2 separate regions of the Homo sapiens genome follow, and region 2 is linked to region 1. A link is a loop called in an ENCODE intact Hi-C map of the cell type or tissue named here. Cell type or tissue: MCF 10A. All regions are shown on one strand. Each heading gives the region's core, and the rest is flanking DNA. Links, peaks and the distances in the headings are about the cores only.

Region 1 (8,337 bases), core at 212-8,211:
TCCTTTGTGAGTCACCCCAAATAGTGCCTCTTCAGAGGAGTTTCCTCCAATCACCTGACCTAAAGTGGCTCTCACGTCTTCCCTGACCTTCGTATCATCCTATGTGATTTTCTTCATAGCACTGAAATGGTCTTGCTCAATGACAAGCATCCATGTTGATTGTCAAGTTCCCCCAGCAGAATGTACCCTCAACCTGAGCAGAAACCTCACTCTGTATCCTCAGCATCTAGAACAGTGCTCGGTCCGTACTGAATGCACAGACTGACAATTTCCTAACCTCTAACCAGACACACACTCAGAGATGATCATGGAAAGCAAAGGATGAACTAACTGCTCCGGGGCCTTGGGAAGTCTGCAGCTCCTGAAACCACACTTCAGAGAGCAGTAGAGAGTCCAGTGTCCCTAGGCAGCTGCCACTTCTCCTTCCCTGACTCATCAACTCCCACTCCACTGAAGTGGAGGGTCCAGGGGAGGGAGGGCCCAGCATCTAGGGCTGGCCATCTCCAAAGGGATGAGAGGGGTTACTGTCACATGGGGCTCTTCACACTTATTTCTGGTATTTTGCTCTTATCAGTATTTCAAATATTTTAATTTTTTCTTATGAAGATTTTCAAACAAACAAGGTAAAGGGAATGGTACAATGAACTAATGTATCCATCACCCTTCTTATTTCATCTCTTCTCTTACACTGTGTATGTGTACTGGAGCATTTTAAAGCAAAAATCAGACACATTAACAAAATGTTTAACTGTTCCTGTGTGCTGAGACTGCCTTCAGAGCCCTGGAATTGCACAGTACACATGCTAAGAGCACCAAGGGGTCAAGGTTTCTTGCTGATGCTCAATCTAATGGCAGCTTGCTGCTTTCTTCTCGTTGACATGCACAAAAAGGTAGATTTCCAACTAACTGCTTAAGAAAACATTCGGAGCAAACAAAGCCTTTGATCCCTGTGGAAAGCTTAGAAGATGCCAGGCAATTCTGCAAAAGCACTAGACGCTAAGCAGTAATAAACCAGGTCAAACGGACATGTCTGCCTGACACCCAGTTGTTTTGGTTGTCTCTTCTCCAGTTACTTAATTTCCCTGCTTACTGCCTTCTAGATCCCGGAAGGTGCCATGTTCACCAACTGGTACTGCCTTTTCCTTCTTCTCACGTGAACAAAATGAAAGTATTAATTAGAGGTGTCTCTGAGAACAAGTGAGGGAGCAAGTGTTTTTATGTAGCCATGGAGGGATGGGTCTTGGGAGAGTCAGAGCGGCTGGGCTCTCTGAAAGATGACCCAGTCAGTAATGGACACGCAGACACAACTGATCCCTGCTGGCTCAAGCATGGTGCCTGGAACAGGGCAAGCCTGAAATGAACTAAGGAATTAATGAATCAAATGAGTGAATCGGAATTGAAGAGGCTGGGGGATCAGCAGAACTCTGGATCCTGATCTCCCAGGCAACGCACTGTAAACAATGAGCAACTAAAACAAAACTTACAAAATAAGACATTAAAATACATTTTAAAATCTATCACCTTAACAGAAGAGTTACTTTCCTTCTTCCGTGTAAGTCTCTGTCATTTGAGGATTAGTTTTTATGCAGCTGCAATCTTGATACACGGGCAGTTTTATAAACACTCTTCCTCACTTAACACAGCAAACACGACCTGTGTTGTTAGTCTTCCTCAGAATTATTTTAAATGGCTGCATGTTTGCAGGTGTGCCAACACAGCCTAGCTTAAGTTACTTGTCTGCACTATTCCTTTCCTTTCCTTTTTTTTTTTTTTTTTTAAGACAGTCTTGCTCTGTCGCCCAGGCTGGAGTGCAGTGGTACGATCTTGGCTCACCACAACCTCTACCTCCCAGGTTCAAGCGATTCTCCTGCCTCAGCCTCCCTAGTAGCTGGGATTACAGGTACCTGCCACCAAGCCTGGCTAATTTTTGTATTTTTAGTAGAGACGGAGTTTCACCATGTTGACCAGGCTGGTCTCGAACTCCTGACCTCATGTGATCCATCCACCTCAGCCTCCCAAAGTGCTGGGATTACAGGCATGAGCCACCGCACCCGGCCTTCCTTTCCTTTTTCTTTGCACATTCATCTCCTTTTTTTTAGGGGTTAAAAGAAACTTTCCCCTGGCCTCATCTCCCACTCCCTCTTGCTGCGAGGCACCCGAACCATGAGCGCTCCCTCCCTCGAGGCATCAGCACATGCTGTTCCTTCTACATGCAACACTCTCTCAAAGTCCATTCGTTTGCCTAACCTATTCCTACCCACATTTCAGGGATCGGATTGTCACCCCAGGAAGCCTGCCCTGACCTTCGTAGATGCTTTAACATCCTGTACTTCAAGGGTGATGGTGCTCATCGTGGTCTGTAATTGCTTGTCTTAGGATCTGTTTGTCCCACCAGATTGTGAGCAGGACCTATTTTTTTGGAGCCTTATTAGCTAGGTGATCATGGTGAGCCTCAGTTTCCTCACCTGTAAAAGAGGATAGTCATGCACTCTTTCCCACCCACCAAAAAGGATGCTAAGGAGATCACACCAGGCAGTACTGTGAAGATTTTCTGTGCAGCATAAAGAAAATGATTTCAAATTCTATATCTGCCACCTAATCCTAAGGAACGAAAGGCAGTCACATCATCTTAACCCTTTGAGGCTCACAGTCAAATGATAGCTAACATTTATGAATATTTATGGACACTGTACTAGACAGTTTATATGCACTTCTCATTTTATCCTCATTACAAATGAATGGGACAGAATCTAGTATTATCCTCACTTTCCAGAGGCTCAGAAGACTAAATAGATTTCCCAAGTCTACACTGTTTCAGAATATGCTGCTGAGCACCCAGTGCAAGCCTCTTCCCATAAAAAAAATGCCCATACATACATCCACACAAAATAGTGCATACAATTTCCAAGTTCATGAGGCCCCTGAAGCCAAACTTCTTTTGATCCCTATTCTAGGCCTTGCATGCAGTAAAGTGAATTCTCCAGAGAAGCTCAAAGATTTATACACCCCACAGGGCTGGGAGGTTATGGGAATAAACTGTGTCAGCAAAAATTCTGGAGAAAACCTTGTAGCCTAGGAATGAGTTGTAAATCTTGAGGTCTCACTAGACACAGTTTCCTTGGCAACTTAAGTCACTGGGCTGACTGAAGACTCTTGGCCCAAGTAAGAGCCACATGGCATGAATCCTGTATTCTGATAAGCCAGGTGCTGGGAGAAGCTGGTAGTACTGCCAAACTACAGCCACCACCACCGACAGCCAGATACTTACTGGTATAGGCAGTTGCTGAAGATACTCACTGCTTGATGTACTTCATATACCGGAGAAACAACAGCTAAATGGAACATACGAGGCCTAAAGGAGCCAACGTGGGAGCAGGAATTGGAATTGATCAAACCATCTGGCCTGAGACTGTGCTAATCTCAGAATGGCTTTGGATGCAGTGAGGCATCACTGTGGGTGTGAAAGGTGTGTCTCACACTGAGCAGAGTGAGAGCCAACACTTGGGTCAGAGGGAATGGCGCAACACCACCCTCTGCAGAGGATTCCGTGGGATTGTGCCATGAGCCAAATAAGCAATGAAAACGTGAAAAGCAAACCGGTGAGCCAGGCTGCATTTTTCATTGTGGCACTGTGTGGGCAAAGCCTTGGAGACCACCTGGGAATGGGATAAGATGAGCCAAAATGGTTTCCATGGCGAATGCTCCCAAAATCAAGAAACAAAGGCTTGGGGAGAGTGTGGTGTCCAGAAAAGCTGCCTGCTGAGCAGTGCAAGCTGTGACGGTCCTCACACGGAAGATGATGGAAGCCAGCAACTCTCCAGATCCCTTAGAAGAGGAGAAACGGGATGCAGCTGAAGAGACTGGTTGGGGTGAGGGTAAGGGAGAGCAGAGAGAACTCCCCACCCCTGAGAACTGTCAAGCTTGGAACTAAGCTACCAAGGGGACACACACAGGAATGGTGCCACAGCAGCCCCTAAATGTCGGGGAGGCAGGCATTTTGGTGGAAACAAAGTTTATTTTGCTTTTTAAACAAAAGAGGTGATAAGGGTCCTCTCTCAAACATATTTTTTTGATGGTCCACAAGTTAAACTACCGCCAGTGCAAAACAGGAGAAAATTATGGGTCCACAATCCTTTATCTGCAATTCTGAAATCCAAAACGTTCTGAAAACAGAAATTTTTTTCCTAAGTGTGTGCAAATCATTTGGAAGCAAAATCTGACCTGAAATGACATGAAGTTATCATAATCTTTACTTATCCCCATCTAATATGAATATGTCTTACTGAAGACACATTAACATGTCTCATTGCAAAGTGCTAACCCCAAGTCCCACTGGAGGCGTTAGATAAGGTGTAATAAGCAAAGAATTTCCTCCAAAACTTGGGGTAGGCAAAATTGTGGACACACATCTCCTTTTCTACAGGTCAGTAAAAACAAAAGAAATGTTTGACCACCTGGAACAGAATGAATGTAATAAAAAAAGGAACCTACCAGATCTCTTTAGCCTCCAGGTCGGAGGATGGCTTTGGGGCAATCGATGATATAGGTGTCCTCATGGGGTCCATGAACCAGACTACCCTTCTGTTTCTAATTCTAAATTATAATTTACATATTGTGTTTAGTTCTATTAGACTCTAGCTTTGCACCCATATAAATCCAAAGCAACTCCAGATTTTTCATTCATGCAGTGAAATCTGGGAGACTCTCTACTGGGATGAAAATGAAAATATTTAATAGGTAATACTGTCATTGGCTCTCCTGCTCCCCCTCCAGGAGAATATGAACTGGTAAACTTGATCTCTTTCATTTCTAGAGATCTATGATTTTAGAGGGGGAGAATAAAACAAAGTTAAATGAAGATGATGTGTTTTCTTGGAGATCTGAATAGTGTTTTCTTGATGAACAAGAGAAAGGACTCCAGATTTCCCATCAAATGATCCACTTTTCCTGTTCCATAATAGAAGGCCCATTTGGCAGGTTAAAGGATAAGAAAGGAAGATTTAAAAGGGAGTACACAATGGAATACTACTCAGCCATAAAAAAGAATGAATTAATGGCATTTCCAGCAACCTGGATGGGACTGGAAACTATGATTCTAAGTGAAATAATTCAGGAATGGAAAACCAAATATTGGATGTTCTCACTCATAAGTGGGAGCTAAGCTATGAGGATGCAAAGGCATAATAAAGACAAAATGGACTTTGTGGACTCAGGAGGAAAGGGTGGGAAGGGGGTGAGGGATAAAAGACTACAAATGGGGTGCAGTATATACTGCTTGGGTGATGGGTGCACCAGCATCTCATTAATCACCACTAAAAAACCACCTGTTCCCCAATAACCTATGGAAATACAAAATTTTAAAAATAAAATAAAAGGGAGTACAGATGGCTTTTAGCCAAAAAGACCTGGATTCAAAGCCAGACACTACCACTTAATAGCTGTGTAACCTTGGAAAGTTTACTTCACTGTGGCTGAATATCATCTGCAACCTAGAGAAAAACAATATTTTCTTCATAGGGTTTTTACGAGGATTAAATGGCATGTAAAACATACCTAATACATGGTAGGCACTCAATATATGGTAGCTATTATTATGGCTGTTGCTAGATTCGGGAGTTGAACAGTGCCTGGCTTCACTTCTTATTTCACCAGATTGCCTGGCTCAGCAAATGCAGGGGATATTGACTTCATGAGCACAGAAACAGTGGATAATAAACACACATAGCAACAAATCACATCGGTAAACCAATCTACCTCAGCTAATAACTGCTTTCCAGGCTCCTGCATTTGCTTTGTTAGAGGAACTAAATAGTTCCTAATGGCTATGGAACGAAATCATTTAGAAGAGGGTGAATTTCATCAGCTTTAGAGTTTCTGTTGAGGGCAGTGTAGGAGACTGTGCAAAGCCACCTCTTTTTAAAGAAAGCTAAGCAAAAATAATCCATAAATCATGTGAGTACCTATTACAGGTGCTTATGTAACTTACCATGTTTTCTAAGGAGAGGCTTATTTCCCATTCATTGAGGTGACATTTACTGAGCATGTCCAATGTACCAGCTACCATATTAAGTGCTAGAACACAAAAATAAAAAGACATAGGCCGAGCACAGTGGCTCACACCTGTAATCCCACTTTGGGAGGCCAAGGTGGAAGGATGGCTTGCGCCCAGGAATTTGAGACCAGCCTGGGCAACAGAGCAAGATCCCATCTCTACAAAAAAATTATTTTTAATTTAGCTTAATTTTTAAATGCATAGTGGTGCATACCTGTAGTCCTGGCTGCACAGGAGGCTGAGACAGGAGGATCACTGGAGCCCCAAAGTTGGAGGCTGCAGTGAACCGTGACTGCACCATTGCACTCCAGCCTGGGTTACAGTGAGACCCTGTCTCTTAAGAAATAAAATAAAAATAGAAAATCAAAAAGACATGAGCCCTTCTCTCCAGGAACCCAGGCCTGTGGGCGAGTATGTATGTGTTTTTTATGGTCCATGCTGGAAGTGGTAATGAGAGAGGGGTGCACAGGATGATACAGGGTGACTATCCAAAATAGACACTTCCCTAATGTAAGATAGTTCCACGACGCTGGAATTATATACAGTGAACACGTGTTACTTTTAAAACTAGGAACAAAAAAATGTAAAAGGAGAAACAAAGAACTCAAAGTCCAGTGGTGGAAACAGATTATATAACAAATATTCAAATAGTGGGATGAGTACCAAAATTCAAGGACATCAGAGTGTTTTGGGGGGAGTATTCTTCCTTTAGAAGAAAGGAAGGGCATTCCATACTGCCTGGGGGTAAAGATGACAAGGCAGGTTTCCTTAAGAAGGTGACACTCAAGCTGAGACCTTGAGACTGAATGATTTGCCGGTAGGAGTGTGTAAGTACAGTTTCTCTAGAGGGCAATCCAGCAATATTTATTAGTATTTAAAATGTGCATACTCCTTGAACCAGATGTTCCTCTTCTGGTATTTCAGCTGACAGGAATGCCAGAAAACATATCAAAAGATCTCTGTAAAAAAGATGTTTATCACGTCAATGTAATAATAAAACACTGGAAATAACTTAAATGTGCATCAATAGGACATTGTTTAAATAAGCTATGGTGTAGCCATATGCTAGAACAATAGAGTCATGAAAAAAATAAAATTTATATATAGCATATTAAGTTTTAAAAGGTAAGTTACAGAATAATGTATCCTTGTTTTTGTAGAAATAATTTTACATATTTTTTACACATAAAAACGTTTGCATATAAACAGAAAAAGCCTGAGAAGATAAACAACAAACCATTAACACTTAAGGCATATCAGACCTGGTGGGGTAGGGGTGGGGAGAAGCAATTTCATTTTCTTATTTACTCTGTATTCACATTTTTTACAATGAGGATATCTTCCTTTTATATTTAAAAAATAATATTTTTTGGCTGGGCGCGGTGGCTCATGCCTGTAATCCCAGCACTTTGGGAGACCGAGGTGGGTGGATCACAAGGTCAGGAGTTCGAGACCAGCCTGGCCAACATGGTGAAACCCCGTCTCTACTAAAAATACAAAAAAATTAGCCGGGCGTGGTGGCGGGCGCCTGTAATCCCAGGTACTTGGGAGACTGAGGCAGGAGAATCATTTGAACGCAGGAGGCGGAGGTTGCAGTGAGCTGAGATCACGCCACTGCACTCCAGCCTGGGCGACAGGGCAAGACTCCATCTCAAATAATAATAATAATAACCTTTTTTTAAAAAAAAAAGTATACTAATTGGAAAGTTATGGGTACAAAACGACTGAGGTTTTAGAGAAGGCATCTGCTCAAAACAGCTTAGCACCGCTGGAATACAAGAGCCACATGAGTTCAGGAGACAGGACTGAAGGAAGACTTTGAAGAAGAAACAAATGTGGGGTGTTTCAACTAGGAGAGAAGGTGTTTCAACTTGAAGTGAAGGGAGTAAGAGCTGTGGGGCAGTGTGAGCAAACAGTAAAAGTACAAGAACTGAAGGATGGTGTTCAAAGATACGGGACACTGCAGAGAAAGGGGCTTCAGGAATTCTCAAGGGTGGGAAGCAGGTGTCTCATTCCACAGGACTCATCTGAGGAGAAGGGCATTCTTTTAAAGGAGAGCATCTGCGAAAAACCAAGTTTTCACTAAATATCTGCTCTACATTTCTTAGTTTGGCCAGAGAGAAAGTCAGAGCAAGAGAGAACTTTTTTTTTTTTCCTGAGCAGAACACCAGGGAATACAATGAATATTTTATTGAAAAATAAGCTAGATTAAATCATTAAAGTATCCATTTACTCAGAAATTGTTCCATTACAAATACCACTGGCACAGTGGAAAAGGGCCCTTT
Region 2 (8,337 bases), core at 261-8,260, 150 kb before region 1:
CCAGGCACAGTGGCATGTGCCTGTAGCCCCAGCTACGCAGGAAGCTGAGCCAGGAGGATCGTTTGAGCCCAAGAGTTGGAGGCCAGCCTGGGTAACACAGCAAGACCCCATCTCTAAAAAAAGGAGTGGTGGTGGGGGAAGAGAGAGAGAGGGAGAGAGAGAAAATGAATGAATATGAATTATGCTTGGAAGCTTGTTTTTACAGATATTATGTTGGGGGTTTGGGGACTGGGTTATACTTAATTCCATGACCTTAGGGGTAAACAGCATAATTATTTTATTGATGTTCTCTCTCCTTCATCTCTTCTTTAAAACTGTCACCAAATTCTGGTTTTTTTTTTTTTTTTTTTTTGGCTTGGTGGTTTCTCTCCAGATTGACCCTTCCTTGCTATCCTCAGGGCCATCTATCTTAATCCACATCCTCATTTCCTATCTCACCTATAGCAAGGGCAACAGTTTAACTGGGTTTCCTTGTTTTCAGTGTTCTATTCCTTCCATCTAGTCTATAGGAAGTCATTACACTGATCTTCTAAACTCCCACTTCCATCACACTAAAACACTGCTTAAGATGTTCAACGATTCTTCCTTTAATAAAGAGATTGGATTCCTCCCCTTGCTGGTACTTAAGCCCTGAGTAATTTTTCCTATTCAACTTCCAATGTCTTCCTCCTTCCTTCACCATCCACCAAGTGGATCTCAGCACTGTGGTACATGAACATATTTCTGGACTTTCTGTTTCACCTCAACACTTACACCATTCCCTTCCGGACACAGCATCTCAAGGCCTCTGTCATATCCAAATCCTACCATTCCTTCAAGATCTCTTCCATGAGGCCTTTCCAAAGGACTTCTTCTCCTTCCTGATCCATTTTGGCTCTTATATATACTGTTAGGTGGGTTCCTCTTTGTTTTATCATCTTTGCTGGGTTTTTTACTAGTTACTGAAAGCATTCACTTTCTCAGGTACCATACAACACTCAGCACAGAACGCGCAGTATCACTGAGCAGCAAATACCTATATACGAACCCAATTTCTCTATGTCATAACCCAGTATATTACAAATTCTGAATGAGACATCCAAGAAAGAAATACATGTTTACCAATATATACATACTTATGTATGTGCACATATACATGCACACACCTAATTAAAACAAAAGTTTTGTAAAATACTACTTATCTTTACTACACACAATGTAACTGTATTTACAGCTACCTAATTTTCTGGACAACTGGATATTAGAAATTATAATTACCTTTGTTAATTTTATTATGTAGAAAAAGTCCTTGTTTGCAGATACATATTAGAAACAAAGTGCCCTGGCCGGGCGCGGTGGCTCATGACTGTAATCCCAACACTTTGGGAGGCTGAGGCGGGCAGATCACTTGAGGCCAGGCTTTCGAGACCAGGCTGGCCAACATGGTGAAAGCCCATCTCTACCAAAAATACAAAAATTAGCTGGGCATGATGGTAGATGCCTGTAATCCCAGCTACTCAGGGGATTGCTGAGGCATGAGAATCACTTGAACCTGGGAGGCGGAGATTGCAGTGACCCGAGATCATGCCATTACACTCACTACACTCCAGCCTGGGCAACAGAGTGAGGCTGTGTCTCAAAAAACAAAAAAGAAGGCTGGGCGCAGTGACTCATTCCTGTAATCCCAACATTGTGGGGGGGCGAGGTGGGTGGATCACATGAGGTCAGGAGTTTGAGACCAGCCTGGCCAACCCTATCTCTACTAAAAAATTGGCTGAGCATGGTGGTGCACACCTGTAATGCCAGCTAATTGGGGAGGTTGAGACAGGAGAATTGCTTGAACCCGGGAGGCAGAGGTTGCAGTGAACCAAGATTATGCCACTGCACTCCAGCCTGGGTGACAGAGTGAGACCTGGTCTCAAAAAAAAAAAAAAAAAAAAAAAAAAAAGAGAAGAAAAAAGAAAGGGACCTGGTGTCTGTATATCACTTACTTTTAACAGGTTACAAACACAAACAAAGAAAATAAGAACATTTTAAATTGTTGAATCTGGGTAAGGTAGATGAGTATTTGCTGTGATGTTCCTTCTGCTTTTCCATATAAGAATATAAAGTGATAGTTGTTACTCATCAAATTTATTTCATGACCATAATCCTGTTTGAAAAACAGTGTGTTATAATTAGAAAAAAGACAAGCCACTTGTCCCTGTGTTTGTTAATCATACTTAAGGAAGGCTCTAACATTCTGAAGAACGTTCTGTGGTTACTTCCTGGCCTATAAAGGATTTAATGTTCCATTGCTGAGTCTACTAATCTCTCCTTCAAAATCCTTTCTACAAAACTTCTGTGAATCATTACGACCTTAGCAGAAAGGTATAAGATTAGGGATTGGTTTTTTAGTTGCAGAGATCACAGACTCAGAACTTACCCTAAGACCTCGCATACTGAGAACAATCCTTGTGGTTTTCACAGGGCTTTAAAATAACTAAATCTAGGAACATCAAAAGTTTAAGACAGTGCGCTAAAGCTGAAAGTACCATAGCAAACATGTGCACTGGTTACATTTTCCCCTTCCTTTTCCTTTAAGAATAGGTTTTAATAAAAGACGAAGTTCCATGAACGGTCAGTAACATCTCATTTAATTGACACTAAGGGAAGTATTCTAGATGAGTGAATGAAACTTGTAGATAACTGAAACTCCAAGTCTTGCTAATTAGAGATTTCTAGATTTTCTTCTTTCTTTTAATTTCTTTTAGAGACAAGGTCTTGCTCTGTTGCCCAGGCTGGCTTCCAACTCCGGGGCTCCAGTGATCTTCCTCAGCATCCCAAGTAACCGAGGCTACAGGAGTGCACCATCATGCCCAGGTGGATTTCTAAATTTCCAAGATTGTTTTCCTGTTGACTATGGACATCCACATAATCAAGTTTGAATTGTGACACAGCAACAGTGACCTCAAGAAGACAACTGAACTAGATCACTCGGGGGACCTGGGATCCAATTAACCTTAGGTCCTCGTAAAGAAGCAAGGTGGCTGAACTCTGCAAACTCTAAGGGCCTTGCAGCTCTCATATGCAGCAGTTCTGTTACTATTAGGTCTGTAAGGCTGGCATCCTGCACGCAAAATGCCAATAGCCTTGTTCATAAAATTATTAGCACAGACCAACTGACACAAACTGAGTATTACTCTTTATAATGAATCTTATTTTTTATTTTTTTGAGACAGAGTCTTGCTCTGTCACCCAGGCTGGAGTGCAGTGGCGCAATCTCGGTTCACCGCAACCTCTGCCTCCCAGGCTCAAACAATTCTCATGCCTCAGCTTCCCGAGTACCTGGGATTACAGACGTGCACCACCACGCCTGGCTAATTTTTTTATTTTTAGTAGAGATGGGGTTTTGCCATCTTGTATTTTAGTACAGACGGGGTTTTGCCATCTTGGCCAGGGTGGTCTTGAACTCCTGGCCTCATGTGATCTGCCTGCCTTGGTCTCCCAAAATGCTGGTATTATGGGCATGAGCCATCCCTTTATAATGAATCTTATTTACCAAAATAAAATTTAATAAGCAACAAGTCGTTAAAAACCATATGCAACAAAAGGAATGAAAAATTGTTCAACACACAACCCAGACAAATCTCACGTGTGTAATACTTAATGAAAGAAGCCACACACAAAAATGTGATGGTGTATGATTAGCGTGCTGCGGAGGTGAGAAGAGTGGTTACCCTTTGCGGGGAAGTAGGGGTACGGAGAATGATTCACCAGTAGGTGGCACCAGGGAGCACTGGGGTGCTAACAACATTGATCCAGGTGGCAGTCACTCAGGACATACACATAGGTAAAAATTATCCAACTGTACATTTAAGATGTATACACTTTACTGTAAGTGAAACCTCAAAAAAGTAATAAGATGCAAAAAAACTTAGATAACAAAAATGCAGGAGCTGTCAAAACTATTATCTTTATAGTACCTGTAACATTACAAATGCACAATGAATAAATGTTAACATACAGTATTGCTCAATTCTAGCAAGAAAAAAAACCACTTAAATTTCATTAGCATGTCAACCTGTAATGCATTTTGTCAGCTCTTTAACATTTTTAAAGTTTCCCAAACTTTCATGACACTGTCTCATAAATATTTGTTTTTAGAATACTAAAGAGCCAATGAAAAAGAGCAGAAATCCACACGTGTACTACTAGCAAGGCATTAATATCTGTGGTTTAACTGAATACATCAGATTTAGACATAAAAATATGCAATTTAGAATTCTGCAAAATGCAGCAAAATCCTAATACCATGTTGATCCAGATTGCTAATGCCTTGTTTTATTACATAATAGTCATTTAGAAAGCCAATGTTTCTCAATGAGGCTGAATTTAACTAAAAGCACACAAAGTACAATTAGGGCTTGCTTACTTAGACCAAATTGTTTTTATGATAGCTAATGGAACTGATTAATTTAGGTTGCAAACCAAGCCCCCTAAAATACAGAATTGCTACTTGAAAATGTTTTTCTGGGCATCTTTTGTGAACTAAGTCCTGTGCTGAAAGAACTGGAGTCAGAGAAATATGATAAGCTCTGCCCTAAGAGGTCACTCTTGGGGCAGGGAGGCGTACAGAATTAAAAAATGTAACAAGGCCAGGCACAGTGGCTCACTCCTGTAATCCCAGCACTCTGGGGACCGAGGCAGGAGGATTACTTGAACCCAGCAGTTTGAGACCAGCTAGGGCACAATAGTGAGACCCCATCTCTACCAAAAAAAAAAAAAAAAAATGCTGCGTGTGGTAGTGTCTGTGGTCCCAGCTACTTGAGAGGCTGAGGTGGGAGGATTTCTTGAGCCTAAGAGGTCAAGTCTGCAGTGGGCCATGATTGTGCCATTGCACTTCAGCCTAAGTGACAGAGTGAGACTTCATCTCAAAAAAAAAAAAAAAAAAAAAGAAGTAATAAGTACTATAGGAACCAAGGGGAGGAAATAAGCAGGGGGCTTCAATGAGAAGCTTCTGAGAAGGTGATAATTGACTTAGAGGCAGCTCAAAAATCTGCTGAGAGCCTAGCAAGGAGCACATTGTATCTGCAGAAGGAAAAACTAGAATATGTATTTAGGAAACTAAAAGTTGGAGTGTCTAAAATTGAGAATGGCTAAATGGGTCATTCTAAATCAAGGCATGATTGAGGGCTGGGGTGAAAAAGAGGTGCATGGCAAGCATTCCTAAAGGGAGGCGGCACAAGGCTCAGAAGAACACCGACAACCTGCAACAGGCTCTGCAAACCATGCTAGGCTAGACACCTGACCATGCAGACAAGGGGAAGCCAGGAATTTTAAAGCAGGTGGTGTTTTTATAATCATGAAAATAAAATACGGAGACATAGAGAATTTGGAATATCAAAAAGAAAAGGAGGCTTATCTTAAATACAGATACTGTTTAGGTTCTTATTAATTTTTTAAAAATACAGCACTGTGACTATACTACACAGAGGGATTTTGGATTTAGTTCAGGTCACATAAGAATGGTTCATTCATGAATCTGTGTAATTGGTCATGACATGCGTATACACTTGTTGCATACCAACATTAAGTAAGCGTCTATCTGGGATGCTGGGATCATGTAATTTGGACTTTTCCTTTTTTTAAGCATCATTTGAAGCTAAGGATAGCTGAGTTCTTACCTAAAAGAACACTGTCCATCACATATGGAAAATCAGGCATTTTGCCTCATAAATACACAATTCATAATTTATTCCATCTCCACTCATCTCTCTTCTACAGGCTCAATACTATTCAAACTCCAATTATTATCACAGCCTTGGTACTTTCCATCGGGGGCTAGATAAAGAAGAGCAAAGTTTTCACCTACGATGAACAAAATGGCAGGACTTAAAGATGACTTTCCTGAAGAGTGCAATGCCTTCTGTCTTTTATTTATGGACTGAAAAGAGAAATCCCTCAATGTACACGGCAAATCACATTCCCCTCACTCTAAGCCATACTTACGGAAGACATCCCAGATTCTCCTGAATGCAGGAAAGTACCACGGTTACACCAATCTACTCCGTCAAACCAGGTACTAACTATGACTAAAATTATATGTGGAAAAAAAAAATCCAAATGAGATTAGTAACAGAAAACAAACAAACAAACAAAAAAACAAGTATGTGTGTAGGGGGGTGGATAGAAGGCAGTCTTGAAAGCGTCAATGCTAGACGCTTTTTTTCTCTTTACTGGGAATTGCAATCAACCAAACCATGGGTCTGTACCTGACCTAGAGCCTTTAACAATGCAACAAGACTGTGAGAACTCTCACTCAGGGACACCTGCTCTTAGCCTATTATGGAACTACTGCCTGTGTGCAGAAGTATCATTTGGAAACATGAATTTTATGCTCAAAGGGTAAAATGCCCAAGAGGCTTTACTCATGCCAAGTTCCCTAAGAACCATGGGGCTTCTTTTTGCCTTGGGAAAGGAGGTGAACTTTTTTCTTATTCTTTTTTTTTTTTTTTTGAGACAATCTCGCTCTGTCACCCAGGCTGGAGTGCAGTGGGGTGATCTCAGCTCACTGTAACCTCTGCCTCCCAGGTTCAAGTGATTCTCCTGTCTCAGCCTCCTGAGTATGTGGGACTACAGGTGTACACCACCATGCCTGGCTAATTTTTGTATTTTTAGTAGAGATGGGTATCGGGGGAACCAGCCCCAATATTTCAAAGTAGGTTCTATTTTCCCTAAGTGTCAGCCGGTCTGAGAAATAAAGAGAAAGAGTACAAAGAGAGGAATTTTACAGCTGGGCCTCTGGGGGTGACATCACATATTGGTAGGACCGTGATGACCCCGAGCTGCAAAACCAGCAAGTTTTTATTAGGGATTTTAAAAGGGGAGGGGGTGTACGAACAGGGCGTAGGTCACAAAGATCACATGCTTCAAAGGGCAATAAAGATCACAAGACAAAGGCAAAATTAGAATTACTGATGAGGGTCTATGTCCTGCTGTGCACGTACTGTCTTGATAAACATCTTAACAGGAAACAGGTGAGAGCAGAGAATTGGTCTGACCAAAATTTACCAGGCTGGAATTTCCCAATCCTAGTAAGCCTGAGGGTACTGCAGGAGACCAAGGTGTATTTCAGTCCTTATCTAAATTGCATAAGACAGACACTCCCAGAGTGGCCGTTTACAGACCTCCCCCCAGGAATGCATTCCTTCCGCACGGTATTCCTTGCTGGGAAAATAATTCAGCGATACCCTCTTACTTGCACATCCATTTATAGGCTCTCTGCAAGAAGAAAACTATGGCTCTATTCTGCCTGACCCCGCAGGCAGTCAGAACTTATGGTTATCTTCCCTTATTCCCTGAAAATCACTGTTATTCTGTTCTTTGTCAAGGTGCACTGATTTCATATTGTTCAAACACACGTTTTACAATCTATTGTACAATAGTGGTCCTGAGGTGACATACATTCTCAGCTTATGAAGATAACGGGATTAAGAGATTAAAGACAGGCATAAGAAATTACAAGAGTATTATTACAGAAGTGATAAATGTCCATGAAACCCTCACAATTTATGTTCAGAGATTGCAGTAAAGACAGGCATAAGAAATTATAAAAGTATTAATTTTGGGAACTTATAAATGTCCATGAAATCTTCACAATTTATGTTCTGCCCATGGTTCCAGGCGGTCTCTCCATTCGGGGTCCCTGACTTCCCGCAACAGATGGGGTTTCACCATGTTGGCCAGGCTGGTCTTGAACTGCTGACCTCAAGTGATCTTCCCACCTCAGCCTCCCAAAGTGCTGGGATTACAGGCATGAGCCACCGTGCCCAGCCTGAAAGAAGGTGAACTTAATTAGATGCCAAGGATTGCTAACTACATAACAGTATTTACAATGTGGTACCCTTGATTAATCTGACTCAGTCCACCTACCTTAATCAGCATTTCGAAATGTTAGGGGACCATCTGTTCATGAACTGAGAACATTATGAAGTCTCTCATTCAACTCAGGATATCACCCTGAACTTGATGAACTAAAATTTATTTGATTTCTATACTTTAATGACTCTGATGTCATTCATTGCTTTCAATGTTATGACTGATGTTTTAATAAGGCCATTGTAAATATACCATAAGTACCACAATCTCTGTGTCAGAGAAACACTTTGCTTGATTGCTTTTCTTCCTGGATAAACATGTAGTGAACAATCAGTGAATATATACTTCATATTATAGGATTGACTCAAAGAGTTCAATAATATCTAATCAGAGGCAAGGGTATGTTTATTAAGGGACACATCCTTCAAAGGAATCAAACTTTATATATAAACAGAGGTAAAGTGACAAGCGTAATTAGACAAGAATTAAAAGACAAAC

The links. Peaks named below come from ENCODE experiments on the same cell type or tissue, not always from the same donor. Only the 100,000 strongest peaks of a DNase experiment are listed, where the experiment ranks them.
Region 2: a loop joins it to region 1, with 7 times the contacts of the local background. A loop is called at or near these places in 33 of 110 quality-filtered maps.

The regions. Positions count from the first base shown.
Region 1 is chr12:94,750,085-94,758,421 of GRCh38, forward strand. No RefSeq gene overlaps it. Among named protein-coding and RNA genes, the nearest start is that of MIR492, 80 kb to the right of the region's middle. In MCF 10A, for the core only: a CTCF peak has its summit at 4,732; a DNase peak (open chromatin) is centred at 3,497.
Region 2 is chr12:94,599,910-94,608,246 of GRCh38, forward strand. The region is part of intron 1 of TMCC3 (transmembrane and coiled-coil domain family 3); the gene reads right to left. Among named protein-coding and RNA genes, the nearest start is that of MIR7844, 33 kb to the left of the region's middle. In MCF 10A, for the core only: a CTCF peak has its summit at 3,716 (motif pointing right); a DNase peak (open chromatin) is centred at 3,742.